2 separate regions of the Homo sapiens genome follow, and region 2 is linked to region 1. A link is a contact called in ENCODE Hi-C data. All regions are on one chromosome and are shown on one strand. The core of a region is the stretch at or near the end of the contact, and the rest is flanking DNA. Distances in the headings are between cores, read along the strand shown.

Evidence for each region. Hi-C counts contacts between places; a loop is a spot of excess contacts on that map. Pooled maps may share reads with other maps.
Region 2: a pooled map of ovary shows a loop between it and region 1 (2.3-fold over the local background). The contact joins the enhancer-like site here to the promoter of WWOX-AS2 in region 1. A Hi-C loop is called at or near these places in 7 of 50 pooled maps.

Annotation. Positions count from the first base shown.
Region 1 is chr16:78,498,370-78,501,457 of GRCh38, forward strand. It overlaps WWOX-AS2 (WWOX antisense RNA 2), which reads right to left and starts at 1,667. Exons shown (of 2, transcript XR_007065129.1): 1 at 1,580-1,667. The region is part of intron 8 of WWOX (WW domain containing oxidoreductase); the gene reads left to right.
Region 2 is chr16:78,814,502-78,817,422 of GRCh38, forward strand. The region is part of intron 8 of WWOX (WW domain containing oxidoreductase); the gene reads left to right. Among named protein-coding and RNA genes, the nearest start is that of WWOX-AS2, 320 kb to the left of the region's middle. Within about 2 kb of position 1,443, at least 9 of the 41 ENCODE cell types and tissues checked have a DNase peak (open chromatin) inside an H3K27ac peak, as active enhancers do.

The DNA of each region.
Region 1 (3,088 bases), core at 417-2,916:
GACCAGGCACATCTCTTCCCACCCCTTCCCCACCTAGGGGCAAGGTTTTCAGGAAGAGCCCCTTTTCTAAACCACACATGGCCTGCTCACAAATCTTATGATAAAACTCTACCCACTGAGAAGCACAAGGTGTGAGGCTATTGATGAGGAGTTGAAGGTGACAGAGACCGAGAAAGTGCTGCACACCTTTGGCCTAAAGGGTAATGAGCAACACACAAGGATTGGGAGATGTTCATGGCAAGAAAAATTCAGAAGGGACATTGTTGTTTCACTAATTCTGTAAAGGAGAGCAGCGGCATTTACTTAGGCCGATTCCCCATTCTCTCTTTCTGTTTTTAAACAGAGACAGATCTTGCTCTGTTGCCCAGGCTGGAGTGCAGTGGCATGATGGCATGATCATAGTTCACTATAATCTCGAACTCCTGGTTTCAAGTAGTCTTCCTGCCTTGGCCTCCCAAAATGCTAGGAATACAGGCAGGAGCCACTGTTACTGGTCTGTTTTTTTTCCTTAAATACATAGGCAACTTCCTCGATTGTCTCTCCTTTATTGGCATTGAGAGATAAGCACAATAATGATTGTTAAGATGGAATATTATGAAGGCTCAAGGAATACTTCTGAAGGCTTTTTGTCTATGAAGTACACGAGGTTTCTTAATAGTTTGGCCTCTGGCAAAAATGGTTTTATTGTAGTTTCATCCTTGTTGAGTCAATAATTAACTGAGTTTGATTAAAGCTGAATTTTCCTAAGTATGAAAACCATGTGGGCCCTTCTCTTTCCTCGTGATGCACGGTGATAGTGCGTATCTAACACTTGAAGGTGTCCACGCTGGCCCTAGCTCAGTGAGATGGCTTTGCTTTGGGGGGGTGAGGGGGCGGAGGTGGTGGAAAGGCAGCAAGCTACGATGTTCTTATGTGTGTGGCCTTGCTTCTGGTGGTGGGGTGGCACACATGCTCTGTAGTCTTTCTGGATGGGTTTGGCCCACGGGAGACCCCCTGGCTGTCCACCAGCCCCTTTGTGATAGTCTCATAGTCTTATTTGTCTTTTGGCTTGTATCCCACCTGTTCACTTTTTACCATAGCTAACCTTTCTAAGTGGTCAGGTGGGACTCATGGAGATTTTCCGTTCTTTGGCAACTAGCAGCGACTGCAGATTACTCATCAGCTGTCTCCTTGAGTCCACAATGCCGGGCGGTGGACGGGCTTCCTGCCTCCTGGCCCAGGGCCCCTTTGCCGGCTCTTAGTGTAGAGCACTAGTTGTACCATCTGGTAGTTGTTTGTGCCTGCGACTCTCTTCCCTATTAGGCTTTGACTCCTTAAGGATAAGAACCATGTCTTATTTTTTTTAATCTGTAGCTCCAGTATCCAGCCCAGGACTTGACACCAGCCTCTGTCAAATACATCCGTGGAACGCATTTGTAAGAAATCGAGGCCAAGGCACTGGAAGTCCCATTGTCTCTGGATGCTGAGACCTTGAATTTCATGCCATGGACCCCTCCCTTACATTCCGTCTTTAATGTGCTATAAATAGACATTCCTGGCCTTGCCTAAATAGGATTAAGTAGTACCAAATGGTCCTTACCGTTCTGAGGCCTCACTGAGACTCATTTTGAATCTTTAAAGAAAGCAGTAGAGGGATGGAGAAGAAGTGGGTCAAAACCTGGTTTCTGCCTGTGGGAAAATACAAAACAACACAACAGCAAAGCAGACTAGCATGGTTCAAAGCACACATTGAGGTTTTTGGTGTGCCATTCTAATGCATGAGCTCATTTTGAGCCAAGGATAGCTTTTTGGTGTAGAATTTTGCCAGTCCTACGGTCAATGCAGTACTAATTGTGTGTGTGACTTTGTGCAGTGGGGAAAGGTGGGGCTTTAAAATAAAACAGAAGGTATGAATTGCTTGGCATTTGCTGTGGTTCCTAAGTCTCCATTCCGCTTGCCAAGATTAAATTGAATTATTCCCGCTGCCATTCAGTTTTACTCTGCACAAAATACAGCCAACATTTTTGCATTTCTTTCTTCCTTCCTCCTTTTCTTCTTTCCTTCCTTCCTTCCTTTTTCCCTTCATCTATCTTTGTTCCGCTTTTGTTTGTTTTTTTTTAGATCGCTGCATGCTGCCGCGTTGGGTTAACCATGGTAGCATTTTACCATGAGAAGCCATAGCAAGATGTGCCAGGTGCATGCTGCTGGAACACCTGGCTGAGGCTCCAACAGCATTTTCCTATGACTGAGGGTAGGGTAGGTAGATGACTCATTACAATTTATAAAATGGGGGGCTTAGCTTGGGTATCATCGTGGTTATTCCAAGCAGTCTTCCAGCTGGACTAGCTTTTCGGGAACACGTGTGTGTTTGTGCTGGAAGCCCCAGTAATATCATTTAATTCGAAAGCTTTTTTCTATGATGAATTATTCAGGCAGTGTTTACCAAAATTGTCATTGATCAGTACAGACCCAGAGAGCATGTACAACAGCGCCTGTGCTGGGCCTGCTAGGAGTCGATATTTTCTGGCTCAAAGAAGTTCCAAAAGAATTCAAAGCCAGTGTGTCTCTTTCTCTGGACGGCCAAGTGATGCAGGTACCACGCTTAGGTCTGCTGGTGTTTAGCTTGACTTAAAACCCAGCCAGGGAAATATGTTTCACTTTGCTGGGGTGCAGGTGGAGGAGGCTATTATTCTTAGGCATTTAACAGTGAAGAATGTTGGGCAGGGCAGAGGGTCAGCTGAATGGCAGGGATTCCAGGTCTCAGTTAATGCCCACAAATTTCTGAACTTTGAACATAAATACCCTCACTGCAATACATGTTTTTCTTTCTCTCTCTTTCTTTCTCTTTTTTTTTTTTTGAAAAACTTTTTTGGAGCAGCACCTGCATGTTGTAAAAACACAAAATAAAAAAAAAATAAATAAAAGCAGACCCCTTGGTTCAGATATCTTTGTTTGTGTAAATGTTTTGGCATTCTTTATGAAAATCTTCAGATTTTCAAGAGCTTAAGATGACCTCCTCTAGCCGGCTGCAGCAGTGTCTAGGTATCTGTGAATGTGTAAGAAATTGAGACAGCCTGCAAAATAGCTCACCCAGCTTTTCTTTAAAGTT
Region 2 (2,921 bases), core at 193-2,692, 320 kb after region 1:
AGAATGTTGGCTTTTCATATATGTACAAAACAAAAGAGGTTGCAGTGATGGCGTGGATAAAGGCACCTGTGTACTTTTCCAACCTATCCAATTTCAAGATGTATCCTTTGTGGATTACATTGGTTCTTTTCTATGGAATCATGCACCTTAGACCTGGGAGAAACCAGCGTGACATCCAGGGTCAAGGTTTTCCAATCAGGTATTTTGGGGGAAAAAGTTCTGCCTTCATGTAACAACTAATGTGACATGGCAGTGTATAAGACATTACAGCCAAGGCCTTCTGGTTGAAGTTGGGGAACTGTGGGCGTTGTCCCCACTAGTCCTGTCATCTGCCCTTGCAAAACCACCCTTGGGCTCTCTCGCGTGCGGTCTGTGCACCAGCTACCTTTGTGCTCCCCACATTCTTCCACCTGGCCTGGAAGCTGACCATAGTTGGCTCTCTTGCCCTTTCTTCTTCTGGTTGGATTTAGCAATTTAATTTTCAGGCTTGCTCCCTGCAGGGTGTCACTTCACCACCTTCCTCTGTAGAAGGTTTCGTCCAGGCCGGGCACAGTGGCTCACGCCTGTAATCCCAACACTTCGGGAGGCCGAGGTGGGCAGATTGTCTGAGGTCAGGAGTTTGAAACCAGCCTGGCCAACATAGTGAAAACCCATCTCTACTAAAAATACAAAAATTAACCAGGCATGGTGGCACACACCTGTAATCCCAGCTACTTGGGAGGTTGAGACAGGAGATTTCCTTAAGCCTCGGAGATGGAGGTTGCAGTGAGCCAAGATTGTGCCACTGCACTCCAGCCTGGCTGAGAGAATGAAACTCTGTCTCGAGAAAAAAAAAAAAAAAGAAGGTTTCATACATTTTAGCTGACAAGGGCAGGAGCTGTTCCTGCTGTTACTAACTGGAGTACATTGCATGAAACCTTGCTGTTTCCTTAAACCCTGCACCGACCTTTACAAACAGTGCCTTTACTAAACACTTCTTACGTTACCCGTTTTGAGTGTACCATCTGCCTCTTGCCAGGACCCTGACCAAGAATTTGAAATCTCAGACCATGATGACCTCCTTGCCCAATGCGTAAGCTGTCCTCCAAAACACACATTTATGGGGGCAGAGGGAGTCTCTCTGGAAGGAAACTTCGTCTGAGCCATGGCTCCTTTTGCTTCCCCTGGGTTTTAATCCTTCCTTCCCTTCCTGTTCTTTTAAGGAAATCTGAAAAGGAGCAAAAGAGCTTTAGAACTGCAATGCATCTGTCTGAGGCCAAGGACAGTTGTACGCAGACCTCTCTGCCAGTGTTTCAGTGACCCTCCTCTTGCTGCTTGGCTGCCTATGAGTCCATGCTGACATCTGGCTCTGTCTGCCCAAATATAAACTTGAGAGTGACTTCCAAGATATATACAGGGCTCAGAGGTTCTCTCCCCAACCCATTCACTGGCCCTGCTCTCTCTCGATGTTCCCAAGTCTCCTGGGTGACCTTGTGTGTCCTTCCTGGGATATTGCTCAATCACCCTAGAACTGTAAGGCCAAGTGGTCATAGCCAGAACATGGCAGAAACATTCCTGCTTCTATTCTGCTTTTCTAGCATGGAATCCCCTCTGCCTTAATGTGAATAAATACTCCCCAAAATGAAGGCAGAATCCAGTATCTGTTGTTTAAACTAAATCCCTAACTGGACCCCCTCTGATAAACCCTCTGATAAAGAATTGATGTAAAATTTGGGACGCTGGATAGGACCAGGAAGCCAGAGAAAGAGGGCACCCTTTTCTTTTCTAGCATTTGAGTTCCCAAAGAAGTAAAACTCTGTGAATGTTCACTTCATTTTTTCCTGATATATCGAGGACTCCAGATGTAACCTCATTGATAGTCTTGGTGTGTTCTTCAGTATTTGTGCTTTTAATAGATATTGCAAGTGTGTTTAATGTGAAAATAGAAATGGAGGGCTTTTAAAAGAGCTTACTCAAAATCCTGCCAATTACTGAAATCTACCAGACAAGAAGGAGCCACTCTTTTTTTTTTTTTTTTTTTTTTTTTTTTTTGATACAATGAGGGGAAATGTTTCTTCCACAAAAGCCTGGCCGTTTGTCTTTAAAAATTTTCATCTTTTGGGTACTGAGTTGTAATAGTAAATACAGATGTAGCTGTGTCACATTAAAAGCACAACCAAATTGTAGTACAATGTTCAGGACACTTTTATGTCACTTTAAAATGTAGAGTATCATCTAAAAATGAGCAATTGCTGTGAAGAAACTGGGGTTGGCTCTGATTTTGTGGCTCAGTTTTTTTTGGTTTCTTGAGAAGATCATCTTTAAGTCAAAAGTTATGCAATGCCAAGTACTCATCTGTGTAATCTATTTCAGTTTCCAAAATTTTTCATCACCTGGTTACAAACATCTGAAGGCAAGAAATAGCCAAGATTCCATTGCAAGTCCCAGAGTAAGTTATTATTAGACAGAAACAAACAAGTAAATACCTTGGGCCTGAGCTATTGCCCAAACCAGTCCTGACTTGGCTTGGGTTCTGACCAACTGTTTTTGATCCCACAGTCTGAAGTACGTTTGTGGAAATACAAAGGTCAAACCTTCCCCTAACCCTCTGTAATCCCTGGTGGAGCTAAGGAATGAAAAGTTGCTTAAACATTTTCCTGTTGCCAGTTTTTCTTAAACATTAGTGCTATTCTTTTTTTTTTTTTTTTTTTTTTTTTTTCCTTCTTCAACCCTGACTCTGATTCACAAAGAATAGGGAAGCTTAGCCAACTGCAGTTTCAAAGTATTGCTTCTTAAGCCTGGGCCAAGTGTGTAGACTTGATAGAATTCTGATTAATGCATCTTATTACATTAATTTTAGAAGAAACCAGAAGGCATTTCTCCTATTCCTAGTGCAGGCCAGCCTGCCAGAAGCATTTGCCTCCTTAAAGAGCTAATATCTT